3 separate regions of the Homo sapiens genome follow, and regions 1 and 2 are each linked to region 3. A link is a contact called in ENCODE Hi-C or POLR2A ChIA-PET data. All regions are on one chromosome and are shown on one strand. The core of a region is the stretch at or near the end of the contact, and the rest is flanking DNA. Distances in the headings are between cores, read along the strand shown.

Region 1 (4,340 bases), core at 808-3,307, 190 kb after region 3:
CATTCTTCTCTCAACATTATAATTGTTTTGCGGTTTCTGGGGAGAATTTATCTTACTTATTTCCTTATCTCAAAGGCCTATGCAGAACAGCTAAATAGGTAACTGATGAGAAATATACTACTAGACAAACTCTAACACTCACTCAACCTAAAGGTCTTAGAAATTTGTTCTGTGACATTTTATTGAAACTACACCCTGCATCCAACCAAAAGTAAGGGCTGAATGACTCCTTTTATCCTAGAGTGCACTAGTCTCTGGGGTATACATGCACTCCTCAATCAGTTCTCAGATGATTCTGCCTCTAAGAGCAGCAGAAACTACAGGTAATCATCTCCGGGCTTACTTGAAGTTGTGTGCTCATTCCAAAATCTGCCTTGCTCACTCAAGAGTCCAGGTATCACTGGCCTTCGAGGTCATTAGGCAGCATCCAGTCTTTGAAGCAAACCATTCCAGGTTTTTGACTCTGCTTTCCTGTCAATGTCAGCTAGAGGAACTCTTCTCCCTGCCTTGGCCCTGGCTGGTCCTGGTTCCACTCTGGCTCATTTGCTTCCACACCTGGCCTATGATACCACATGACTAATTCCTTCCTGTGTGCCTCTGGCCCAGGCTTGCCAAAGGAATGCACTCAGAGCAGCTCTACCTATTCCTGTCCATCAGTTGCTGGTTGCGCACTGGCACTGCACATACCTGCTCCACAGAATCTTAAACCTTCAGGACTCTACCTGCTCACAGGTCCTGGGTTCCTACAGGCGTTCTTCATCAAGGGTGGGGCCACAGCTTTGCCCCAAGAGGGCAACCTGCCTCCTTGTTCCTGTACTGGCTTGAGACTCCTAGGCTGTGTCTGAACTAGCTGATAGGCCAGAAGCTTTAGGATGAAAAGAATACTGGAGGAGTCCTCAAAGTTAGAACTTTTATTGGTGTCTGTGTCCCCTCACTCATCTTAGCTATCTTGACCCTTCCCTACTTACCTTAATGATTTCGTGATTTCAATGAAAAAGACGCAACCTAGATAAGATTGCAAGGTCCCATACCTTCCTGGGGGCAGAGTTGACCTCAGACAGGGTCTTGCTTTGTTGCCCAGGCTGGAATGCAGTGGCGTGATCTCAGCTCACAGCAGCCTCAAACTCTCGGGCTCAAGCAATCCTCCCACCTCAGCTTCCCATATAGCTTGGGCTACAGGCGTGCACCACCATGCCCAGCTGATTTTTAAATTTTTTGTAGAGACAAGTTCTCCCTCTGTTGCCCCAGCTGGTTTCGAACTCCTGGGCTCAAGCGATCCTTGCTCTTTGGCCTCCCAAAGTGTTGGGATTACAGGTGTGAGCCACTGTGCCCAGCCCGACCTTTTGTTAATACTCCCATCTAATTGTCCAAACGGACTTGAACAAAAGAATCTTCTTCCCAATACTGCCAGGGAGGGCAAAATTCTTCAAATTCATGTTTGAGGCCATAAACGAACAGGAGTAAAATGGAATCCGCAGGAAGCAATGACAAGAAACCCAAAAACATTCATTTCCCTCCAGCCCAAGTGGCAGATGGGATCTCAAATACACCACGGTGTGATGCGTGACAGGAGGCATCCACTGGGGATGTGGAGCATTTTAAGTGCCCTGCAGAGGGTGGGCCTGGGTCACCCCCCCCCCCACCGCGACACCCCTCCCCAGGCAACATTCCTGGGGAGTCTGGACCTCCCTTGGTGGACCGACACCCGAGGGTCTCTAGGGTTTTTCACCCCATATCGGGGTGAACTGAAGGCATGGGAAGAGGCAGCCCCACAGCCTGGGTCCCCAAAACCCCCTCCGGGCTGAGAGCAAGAGATGCCGCCTGGAGGCCACTCACCAAGCAGCTCCGCTGGCTCAGCAATGGGGGTCGTCCGGGTCTGGGTCATTGCCACTGGCTCGTCCCTCCTCCCACCCTTGCTTCCTGGACTCAAGAGCTGCTGGGCTCTCTGCGCGCCGGCAGTGGGCTCCGCAGGCTGTCTCCTACACAGAGCAGGCGGGAGGAGGGCTCTGGGTTGCTTCCCGCGCCGCAGCCGCGCGCTTCCGGCGGGGTCGCCGCCACTTCCGCTCGAGCGCGCCTCGCGCGGCCGCGGCGCGAGCCGGGACCCCTGGAAGGGTCGGGTGCGCGGCCCAGGAGGTACCGCTGTCTCCTCACAATCGGCCAGGCCTGCAGCCGCTGCCGCCGCTGCCGCCGCCGCCGCCGCCGCCGCCGCCGCCCTACTCAGGGAGTGGCCCAGGCCTGCGGCGCGCCACCCTCACCTCCTTCATTCCTACCGTCAAAGCCCAGCCTTGGCTACCTGACCCCCCTGTGGTCTCGAACTCGGTTAGTCCGGTGAAGGGACAGAGAAGCCTGGGTTCCCGGCGGCATCACTGAGATGCTCAGTCCTGAATTCTGCCCTCCATTAGGATTATCTGCTTTGTGGGATAATTTCCTCATTGGTTGAGTCAGTGAGTTGCGTGTCTGCAAGAGAGCATCCTATCTGGTGGGTCTTCATCTAGATCTTGCACATTTCTTACTAAGTTCATCCTAAGAATATCTTACAGATAAGGAAAGTGAGCTGCAAAGAAGTGTAAAAACAGGGGAAACAGGAGATAGCAGTATAAAGAGAAAAATTAAAACAGATCGTGTGACTTTCCTCTATTGTTAATTGATTTGGGGACATTTTAAACTTATAGAAAGAAAAGAAACACGGGTTTTGTTGACACATCTCAAAACAAAATGGGTGTAACACCTTTAAAATGTAAACTATTGTGCTGGATATGTTTGTATTATTTTGAAGTCATTTAAAGTAATCGCATGAGGTGTTGCCTGCTGTTGGACCAGTAGTTTCTTTTTAGTATTCAAGCAAAGGCATAGTGAGGAAATAGTAAGAAAAAAAGAAGGAATGCTGTAACAGGAAACAAGGGAAAGGAGGAGCAGAGGAAAAGGGCAGGAAAGGTTTAACATTTACGTAGCACTTGCTATGCACCAGACACTTTTAAGCTCTTTAAATGTATTAACTCCTCTAGTTCTCACCACAGCCCTATGAAATGGGTATACTATTATCACCTCTGGTTTACAAAGAAGGCAAGTGAGGTCAAGAGAGGTTAAGCAACTGGCCCAAGGTTACACCGTAAGTGGCAAAACCTTTGCTTGAGCACATCAATTTGGCCCTAGAGTCTATGCTTTTTTTTTTTTGAGAAGGGCCTCTTTCCTGCTGCCTAGGCTGGAGGGCTGTGGCACCATCATGGCTCACTGCAGCTCCAACCTGCCGGGCTCAATGAATTCTCTCACCTCAGCCTCCTGAGTAGCTGAGACCGCAGGCACATACCACCTTGCCCAGCTAGGCTTTTTTTTTTTTTTTTGAGATGGAGTCTTGCTCTGTCACCCAGGCTGGAGTGCAGTGGTGCGATCTTGGCTCACTGCAACCTCTATCTCCCGGGTTCAAGTGATTCTCCTGCCTCAGCCTCCCGAGTAGCTGGGATTACAGGTGCCTGCCACCATGCCCAGCTAATTTTTGTATTTTTAGCAGAGACGGGGTTTCACCACCTTGGCCAGGCTGGTTTCAAACTCCTGACCTCATGATCCACCCGCCTTGGCCTCCCAAAGTGCTGGGATTACAGGCGTGAGCCACCACTCCCAGCCTATTTTTTTTTTTGGTATTTTTTTTATAGTGACAGGGTTTCACCATATTGCCCAGGCGGGTCTCAAATTCCTGGGCTCAAGGGGTCCGCCCGCCTCGACCTCCCAAAGTGTTGGGATTACAGGTGTGAGCCACTGTGCCTGGTCCTAGAGTCTATGCTTATTTTTTTAAAAAAAATTTTATTTATTTATTTATTTTTTGAGACAGAGTCTAGCTCTGTCACCAGGCAGTGGCGTGATCTTAGCTCACTGCAATCCCCGCCTTCTGGGTTCAAGCCATTCTCGTGCCTCAGCCTCTCAAGTAGCTGGGATTACAGGCATGCGCCACCATGCCCAGCTAATTTTTGTATTTTTAGTAAAGACGGGGTTTCACCATGTTGGCCAGGCTGGTCTCAAACTCCTGACCTCAGGTAATCTGCTCACCTTGGCCTCCCAAAATGCTGGGATTACAGGTGTGAGCCACCATGCCTGGCCTATGCTTCTAATCACCACACTATATTTCCTCTAAAGAGAGGGCAAGACTTGAATCAACTGGATTTGATGCTACTGAGTAGGAGTAGACAAGAGAGGTTTGCAAGGTAATTACTCTTCCATGATGTGAGATTATGGGCTAAAATGTTTCATAGAACAAAAATGCCATGAATAAAGTTTAAAAAGAGGAAACATACAGTGCACAAAGAATTAACATCTGGAATAGATAGTGAAAACAAATATATATAAGA
Region 2 (4,408 bases), core at 1,120-3,619, 160 kb before region 3:
ACCTTCTAGGCACAAGTAATTCTCCCACCTCAGTCTCCTGAGCAGCTGGGACTACAGGTCACGCCACAGCACCCAGCTAATTATTTTTGATTTTTTGTAGAGACATGGTTTTACCATGTTGCTCAGGTTAGTCACAAATTCCTGGGCTCAAGCGATCCTCCCACCTCAGCCTTTCAAAGTGCTGGAATTACAGGCGTGAGCCACTGTGCCTGGCCTAGAAAGGTAACTTTTAAAACTATCTAATCAGTTAGGCATGATGGTATGTATCTGTAGTCCCAGCTACTCCAGAGGCTAAGGTGAGAAAATCTCTTGAGCCTAGTTGTTTGAGGCTGCAGAGAGCTATGATCACAACACTGCACTCCAACCTAGGCAACAGAGCAATACCCTATCTCTAAAAATAGTTAGAAAAAAATGTACGTAGAAATAAAACTGTCTAAGACAATCATTTAACTTTTTAAAAGTCTCCAGTAGAGACCCTGGAAGTCTCAGTGACTATACTTCAGTAATTACATTATAAAAAGACCCTGGCTGGGCTCGGTGGCTGTTGCCTGTAATCCCAGCACTTTGGGAGGCAGAGGCGGAGGCAGGCAGATACTTGAGGTCAGGAGCTCAAAACCAGGCTGGCCAACATGGTGAAACCCCATCTCTAATACAAAGATTAGCTTGGCGTGGTGGTGTGTGGCTGTCCCAGCTATTCAGGAGGCCGAGGCAGGAGAATTGCTTGAACCTGGGAGGCAGAGGTTGCAGTGAGCCAAGATTTCGCCACTGCACTCCAGTCTGGGCAAAAAGAGTGAAAAAAAAAAAATTAGCCAGGCATGGTGGCACATGCCTTTAATCCCAGCTACTCAGGAGGCTGAGGCACAAGACTTGCTTACACCTGGGAGGCAGAGGTTGCAGTGAGCTCAGATTGTGCCACTGCACTCCAGCCTGGGTAACAGAATGCGACCCTATTTCAAAATAAATAAATAAAAGTAATGAAATTAAATTAAATCAGACATGGTGGCGTGCACCTGTAGTCCCAGCTACTCAGGAAGCCAAGGCAGAGGATCACTTGAGCCTGGGAAGTCAAGGCTGCAGTGAGCCATGATCGCACCACTGCACTCCAGCCTGACGACAGTGAGACCCTGTCTCAAAAAAACAAGAAAATAAATAAATAAGTAAATAAATGTAATTGAACTTTTTTTAAAGTTCCTCAGTTGCAGTATATACAAATACAACATTTCCATCATCACAGAGAGCTATTGGATAGCACTGCTGTAGACACAGAAAAACTGACAGCCCACTCATTAAGTCTCTTCTCATATTTTACGCTTAACTGCCTGTAATGACCAATGTGTATTCTTATCAGTTGTTAATAATAGGGAGGATTCCTGCATATTAGGTGGGGCAGAAAAAAAAAAAACCAAGGCCGGGCATGGTGGCTCACACCTGTAATCCCAGCACTTTGGGAGGCAAGGTGGGTGGATCGCTTGAGGTCAGGAGTTCGAGAACGGCCTGGCCAACATGGCGAAACCCCATCTCTACTAAAAATACAAAAATTAGCTGGGTATGGTGGCCCAGGCCTGTAATTCCAGCTATTCAGGAGGCTGAGGCAGGAGAATCACTTGAACCTAGGAGGCAGAGGTGGCAGTGAGCCCAGATCACGCCACTGCACTCCAGCCTGGGTGACAGAGTGAGACTCCAGCTCAAAAAAAAGAGAGAGAGAATGAAGACAGAGATTTTAAAAAATCTTTTTAAGAAACAAGGTCTTGCTCTGACAACCCAGGCTGGAGTGCAGTGGTGCCATCATAGCTCACTGTAACCTTGAACTTCTGGGCTCAAGCAATCCTCCCACCTCAGCCTCCTGAGCAGCCAGGACTACAGGTGTGCACCACCATGCCTGGCGAATTTTGTTTTTAATATTTCGTAGAGACAGGGTCTTGCTGTGTTGCCCAGGCTGGCCTCAAACTCCTGGCCTCAAGTGATTCTCCCGCCTCAGCCTCCTAACGTGCTGGGATTACAGGTGTGAGCTGCCACACCCAGGCAAGATGGAGTATTATTCTAACCTCATCCAACAGAGTTTATTATTCAGTTTATCTCCTTTGGTTATATGTATTTTAAACCACATTCTGTGTCAGCTATTGCTTCTCTCTAGAAACATATTTTTAAGTTGTTCTTGTCTTGTTCTTCTCTAACACCATGGAATTTTAGCTGAGTTTTGGCCACATGTAGATTTAATAACATTGCATAATGAGATTTTCCTTTTATAGTATATTAGTTGTATTACGCCCATGTTTTCCAGCATTTTTTTTTTCTCATGAAATTTGTTAGTCTTCCAGGCAATATAGTGTTTCTACAGTAGGTGGCAGCAATTTCAAATTTCAGATTTATACCATATTAAGGTAGAGCAAATATTAATGCTGGGTGTTTTTTCCCTTTTATAACTTTTTAACTCCAGGAATGATTGGACCTGCAGTATTCCTGGTAGCTGCTGGCTTCATTGGCTGTGATTATTCTTTGGCCGTTGCTTTCCTAACTATATCAACAACACTGGGAGGCTTTTGCTCTTCTGGATTTAGCATCAACCATCTGGATATTGCTCCTTCGTGAGTACTAATATAAAGATTTGCTGTGATTGACTTTAAATTATATTTTTAAAAATCCTGATAAAAGGCCAGAGGCGGTGACTCACACCTGTAATCCCAGCACTTTGGGAGGCCAAGGCAGGCAGATAACCTGAGGTCAGGAGTTTGAGACCAGCCTGGCCAACATGGCGAAGCCCTATCTCTACTAAAAATACAAAAATTAGCCAGGCATGATGGCGGGCACCTGTAATCCCAGCTACTTAGGAGGCTGAGGCAGGAGAATCGCTTGAACCCAGGAGGCAGAGGTTGCAGTGAGCTGAGATCGCATCATTGCACTTCAGCCTGGGCAACAAGAGCAAGACTCCATCTAAAAAAAAAAAAACCTGATAAAATAGATATGATATAAAACTTACCATTTTAAGTATGCAGTTCTGTGGCATTAAGTATTCACATTGTTTCATAACTAGCACCACCAACAATCTCTAGAGCAATTTCATCTTCTCAACAGAAACTGTACCCGTTAAACACAATCTCCCATTTCTCCTTCCTCCCAGGCCCTGGCAACCAACATTCTACTTTCTGCCTCTATGGATTTGACTACTATAGGAATGACTTTAAATTCTTAACAGGATTTTAATTTACACAATAATTAAAGCAGGAAGTTGTTTTTAAATTTAAACTTTTAACTATCATCACCTCTGTCCACAGTGCTCTCATTAGAACATTGCAATAACTCATTACTGTGTCTGTTCACCCAACTAGACTAGGAACTCTGTGAAGGCAGAAACTCCCTTATTGTCCTCAGGGCTCTCCATGGCACTTGGCATGTAGTAGGCATTTTGTCAGATGAATGAATGTGAAAGAGTAGACCCAATTGATTTGTCTAACTATATTACCTATGTGCAAATATATTTGTGTAGCCCTTGATAGTTTACACATCACTTTCATAAACACTATCCATTTTACCCTTAAAGCATTCCTTTGAAGTAAGTATTTTTGCCCTATTTGAACGCTAAAGAAACTTAAGAGAAGTTAAGTGATTTATCTTGCAGCACACAGCTAATATAATAAATGATAGAGCCAAAACTTGAACCTAAAATTTTTACTTTTAAGCCCAAAATTCTTTCTACAGCTACCTCTCTGGAAATATTCTTTGAGCCACATACTTCTAAAACCATTTTGTGCCAGCTGACAAGGTAAATAAGGGAGCTATGTAAATATTTTAACCCAAAAGTTTTAATACACTTTATTTGTAAAAATAATAGATATAAATTTATTTTGGAGAAAAGACAGATGGACTCTTACCCTCTTTTCACTACCTCAAAATCTTCACACCTGGACTCCTACAGAATCTTCTGATTTCTATGAATCCTCAGTCTCCTATCTCTTCAATAAATACTCTAAGATAAGCTGCACTCTGTCACCCAGGCTAGAGTGCAGTGACGCCACTGTAGTTCACTGTGGCCTTGAACTCCTGGGATCAAGTAATCCTTCCTGCTCAGCCTCCTGAGTCGCTGGGACTGCAGGCATACATCACCATGCCTGGTTAATTTTTCAAAAAATATTTTGTAGAGATGGGGTCTCCCTATCTTGCCCAGGGTGGTCTCAGTCTCCTGGCCTCAAGTAATCTTCCCGCCTCAGCCCCCCGAAGTGCTAGGATTACAGGCGTGGGCCACAGCACCTGGCCAAGACTTGAGGTTTTGTCAAGCCTAGGATTGACGAATAGTCAAAGGGATATGGGAATTGAGAGTTTTGGCAAGAAATAGTTCTAGGCTATGTTATCGCTTAGGATGTTTTTAGTTGAAGTATAGAAATTCTAATTTAAACTGGGCTAAACAGCATAA
Region 3 (4,272 bases), core at 1,236-3,735:
TCTCAAAAATGAATAAAATAAAATAAAATAAAAAGAGAGAACTTTACACAACTTTTTTTCCCCCTGAGACAGAGTCATTTGCCCTGTCGCCCAGGATGGAGTGCAGTGGTCTGATCTCAGCTCATTACCACCTCCGCTTTCCCGATTCAAGCAATTCTCCCGTCTCAGCCTCCCCAGTAGCTGGGTTTACAAGCATGGCCCACCACACCTGGCTAATTTTTGTATTTTTAGTAGAGATGGGTTTTCACCATGCTGGACAGGCTGGTCTTGAACTCCTGACCTCAAGTGATCCACCCACCTTCGCCTTCCAAAGTGCCGGGATTATAGGCGTGAGTCACCGCACCAGGCAGAAACTTTACACAACATTTTAAAGATTTTCTGTGCTTTTTAAAAAATGTCAAATAGAAGTATTTACTCCAATTGCAGTCAATCTTTGTTTCATTCCATCTTGTAAAAGTTGAATATTTTCTCTTTCTTATTTTTTTCTTTTTTCAAAGTATTTTTCATTTGTTATTAATTTTTTTCTTTTTAAAAATTATTATTTTATTTCTTATTGATTTTTAAAAAACCCTATTTAAATTTACATTGAAAAAGTTGGCCGGGCGCTGAGGCTCATGCCCGTAATCCCAACAGTTTGGGAGGCCGAGGCAGGTGGATCACGAGATAAGGAGTCCCAGACCAGCCTGGCCAATATGGTGAAACTCCTTTCTACTAAAAATACAAAAATTAGCCGGGCATGGCGGCGCACACCTGTAGTCCCAGCTACTTCGGAGGCTGAGGCAGGAGAATCGCTTGAATCCGGGAGGCAGAGGTTACAGTGAGCCGAGATCGTGCCACTGCACTCCAGCCTAGGGGACAGAATGAGACTCCATCTCAGGAAAAAAAAAAAAAAAAAGGGAAAAGTTTCTGGCCAGGCGCCGTGGCTCACGCCTGTAATCGCAGCACTTTGGGAGGCCGAGGCGGGTGGATCACTTGAGGTCAGCAGTTTGAGAGCAGCCTGGCCAACATAGCGAAACCCCGTCTCTACTAAAAATACGAAAAATTAGCCGGGCGTGGTGGCGGGCGTCTGTAATCCCAGCTACCCGGGAGGCTGAGGTAGGAGAATTGCTTGAACCCAGGAGGCAGAGGTTGCAGTGAGCCAAGATCGCACCATTGCACTTCGGCCTGGGTGACAAGAGCGAAATTCTGTCTCAAAAAAAAAAAAAAAAAAAAAGAAAGAAAGAAAGAAAAGAAAAAGAAAAAAAAGAAAAGAAAAAGTTTCTGTGGCAGGGCACAGTGGCTCATGCCTACAATCCCAACACTTTGGGAGGTTGAGGAGGGAGAATCGCTTGAGTCTAGGAGTTCGAGACCAGCCTGGGCAACATAGTGAGACCTCCCCATGTATACAAAAAAATTAAAAAGAAAAGAAAAAGCTGGGCATGGTGTCCGCACCTGTAGTAACAGCTACTCAGGATGCTGAGGTGGGAGGATCGCTTGAGCCCTGGTGGCTGAGGTTGCAGTGAGCCGAGATTGCGCCCCCCTAACTCAAACCAAAATTAAATTTAAAAAAACTTTCACTTGAAAGAGAAAAGTTTCTCTGTCAATGTTTTTGTTTTGTTTTGTTTTGTTTTGTGATGGACTCTTTTTCTGTTGCCCAGGCTGGAGTGCAGTGGCGCGATCTCGGCTCACTGCAACCTCTGCCTCCCGGGTTCAAGCAGTTCTCTGTCTCGGCCTCCCGAGTAGATGGGACTACAGGCGCCACCAAGCCCGGCTAATTTTTTGTATTTTTAGTAGAGACGGGGTTTCACCATGTTGGCCAGGAAGGTCTCGATGTCTTGGCCTCGTGATCCGCCCGCCTCGGCCTCCCAAACTGCTGAGATTACAGGCGTGAGCCACCACGCCTGGCCTCTTTTTCTTTTTTGAGACAGAGTCTCGCTCTGTCGCCCAGGCTGGAGTGAAGTGGCACGTCTCAGCTCACTGCAACCTCCGCCTCCCGGGTTCAAGTGATTCTCCAGCCTCAGCCTCCCGAGTAGCTGGGATTACAGGTGCCCGCCACCACGCCTAGCTAATATTTGTATTTTTTAGTAGAGACGGGGTTTCTTTCGCCTTGTTGGCCAGGCTGGTCTTGAACTCCTGACCTCAGGTGATCCGCCCACCTCGGTCTCCCAGATTGCTGGGATTACAGGCGTGAGTCAGTGTGCCCAGGCAACACACACACACACATATATTTAATTATAAGAAAGACCAGGTCTTGCTGGGTTGCCCAGGCTGGTCTCAAACTCCTGAGCTCAAGCGACCCGCCTGCCTCGGCCTCTCGGATGCTGAGGTTACAGGCGTGAGCCACCGCGCCCGGCCCTACCTCATCTTCTTAAGACAGGGGCACGGATTGCCTGGAGAGTTAGAAACTTCGAGACTTTTGTAGCCTCAGGAAAGGCCGCGGCCAGCCTCTTCGCGGCATGGGCGTGGCTCCCAGCGACTTCCCAGCCTGGGGTTCCCCTTCGGGTCGCAGACTCTTGTGTGCCCGCCAGTAGTGCTTGGTTTCCAACAGCTGCTGCTGGCTCTTCCTCTTGCGGCCTTTTCCTGAAACGGATTCTTCTTTCGGGGAACAGAAAGCGCCAGCCATGCAGCCTTGGCACGGAAAGGCCATGCAGAGAGCTTCCGAGGCCGGAGCCACTGCCCCCAAGGCTTCCGCACGGAATGCCAGGGGCGCCCCGATGGATCCCACCGAGTCTCCGGCTGCCCCCGAGGCCGCCCTGCCTAAGGCGGGAAAGTTCGGCCCCGCCAGGAAGTCGGGATCCCGGCAGAAAAAGAGCGCCCCGGACACCCAGGAGAGGCCGCCCGTCCGCGCAACTGGGGCCCGCGCCAAAAAGGCCCCTCAGCGCGCCCAGGACACGCAGCCGTCTGACGCCACCAGCGCCCCTGGGGCAGAGGGGCTGGAGCCTCCTGCGGCTCGGGAGCCGGCTCTTTCCAGGGCTGGTTCTTGCCGCCAGAGGGGCGCGCGCTGCTCCACGAAGCCAAGACCTCCGCCCGGGCCCTGGGACGTGCCCAGCCCCGGCCTGCCGGTCTCGGCCCCCATTCTCGTACGGAGGGATGCGGCGCCTGGGGCCTCGAAGCTCCGGGCGGTTTTGGAGAAGTTGAAGCTCAGCCGCGATGATATCTCCACGGCGGCGGGGATGGTGAAAGGGGTTGTGGACCACCTGCTGCTCAGACTGAAGTGCGACTCCGCGTTCAGAGGCGTCGGGCTGCTGAACACCGGGAGCTACTATGAGCACGTGAAGGTGAGCTGCTTGGCGCCCTCCCGCCGAGCCCCGCTGCTCGGCCTTCCGCAATCCGCAGTCCCTACCTTCCCCGGGTCGCGCCCCTCACTTCCCTTCGGAAGTAACTTAGACTTTTGCATGTTTTTCGGTAGCCTAGTCTAAGTAAAACGACAAACCGTTCGTTTATTCATCTACACATCCAACGATCAGACAACCAACCGGTACTGATTGCTGGCTAATTTCAAGACACTGCTCCCGGGGGAATTCAAATGTATGGGTTCATTCATGCAAGCCGACATGTATCGAGTTTCCGTAACAGGGCAGTGTTTGATGGTGTGGACCTGAGGTCCCGAGTCAGATATTGACTTGGATAATTTGAAGTGGTCTGTTAAAAATTCCACGTAGACTTTTTCCTATGAGGAAGACCTCTTACTCCATAGAAAAAAAGATCTTCAGTTTCTCTCCCCCTCTTCCTCCCTGCCCCCTCTCCTGCTATCCCGTCTGACCCCAATTTCTTTTTTTTCTTTTTTCTTTTCTTTTCTTTTTTTTTTTTTTTGAGGCGGAGTCTCGCTGCGTCCCCCAGGCTGGAGTGCAGTGGCGCTATCTCGGCTCACTGCAAGCTCCGCCTCCCGGGTTCACGCCATTCTCCTGCCTCAGCTTCCCGAGTAGCTGGGACTACAGGCGCCCGCCACCATGCCCGGCTAATTTTTTTTGTATTTTTAGTAGAGACGGTGTTTCACCGTGTTAGCCAGGATGGTCTCGATCTCCTGACCTCTTGATTCGCTCGTCTCGGCCTCTCAAAGTGCTGGGATTACAGGCGTGAGCTACCGCGCCCGGCCGTCTGTCCCCAGTTTCTTACACAGAAATCATGGGAAGCTTACAGTATAATGTTAAACAAACAAATAAGAATATCTCCTACAGATACTAAAACGCTTTCTAGATACACATTCCGTATAATTGCTTCGACGTGTGTATTACACAGCTCCATTTGCTTGTGGGTGATTGAGTCATTAATCATTCCTGTGTAAATTGAAAG

The links. Hi-C counts contacts between places; a loop is a spot of excess contacts on that map. ChIA-PET counts read pairs that join two places held with the same protein, here RNA polymerase II (POLR2A). Pooled maps may share reads with other maps.
Region 1: a loop to region 3 is called in a map of naive thymus-derived CD4-positive, alpha-beta T cell, with 4 times the contacts of the local background. The contact joins the promoter of KHDC1 here to the promoter of CGAS in region 3. A Hi-C loop is called at or near these places in 3 of 168 maps with a recorded cell type or tissue (CD4-positive, alpha-beta memory T cell and naive thymus-derived CD4-positive, alpha-beta T cell) and 9 of 50 pooled maps. POLR2A ChIA-PET finds 5 or more read pairs at or near these places in 5 of 52 experiments (AG04450, CD8-positive, alpha-beta memory T cell, H1 and 2 more).
Region 2: a loop to region 3 is called in a map of GM12878, with 2.7 times the contacts of the local background. The contact joins the enhancer-like site here to the promoter of CGAS in region 3. A Hi-C loop is called at or near these places in 6 of 168 maps with a recorded cell type or tissue (Calu3, GM12878, MCF 10A and 3 more), 8 of 37 single-sample maps with no recorded cell type and 19 of 50 pooled maps. POLR2A ChIA-PET finds 5 or more read pairs at or near these places in 21 of 52 experiments (A673, B cell, CD4-positive, alpha-beta memory T cell and 16 more).

Annotation. Positions count from the first base shown.
Region 1 is chr6:73,260,913-73,265,252 of GRCh38, reverse strand. It overlaps KHDC1 (KH domain containing 1), which reads left to right and starts at 2,057. Exons shown (of 4, transcript NM_030568.5): 1 at 2,057-2,479. All of the region lies in intron 2 of LOC122539213 (KHDC1-KHDC1L), which reads left to right. It also overlaps the pseudogene KHDC1-AS1. RefSeq lists a silencer at 1,944-2,213.
Region 2 is chr6:73,608,577-73,612,984 of GRCh38, reverse strand. It overlaps SLC17A5 (solute carrier family 17 member 5), which reads left to right. Exons shown (of 11, transcript NM_012434.5): 9 at 2,438-2,585. Among named protein-coding and RNA genes, the nearest start is that of SLC17A5, 43 kb to the left of the region's middle. RefSeq lists enhancers at 1,424-1,593, 3,355-3,524. Within about 2 kb of position 2,369, at least 2 of the 41 ENCODE cell types and tissues checked have a DNase peak (open chromatin) inside an H3K27ac peak, as active enhancers do; they include Panc1, where a contact is called at or near this core.
Region 3 is chr6:73,450,510-73,454,781 of GRCh38, reverse strand. CGAS (cyclic GMP-AMP synthase) reads left to right here and starts at 2,485. Exons shown (of 5, transcript NM_138441.3): 1 at 2,485-3,257. The coding sequence starts at 2,601. RefSeq lists an enhancer at 2,204-2,683 and a silencer at 2,854-3,063.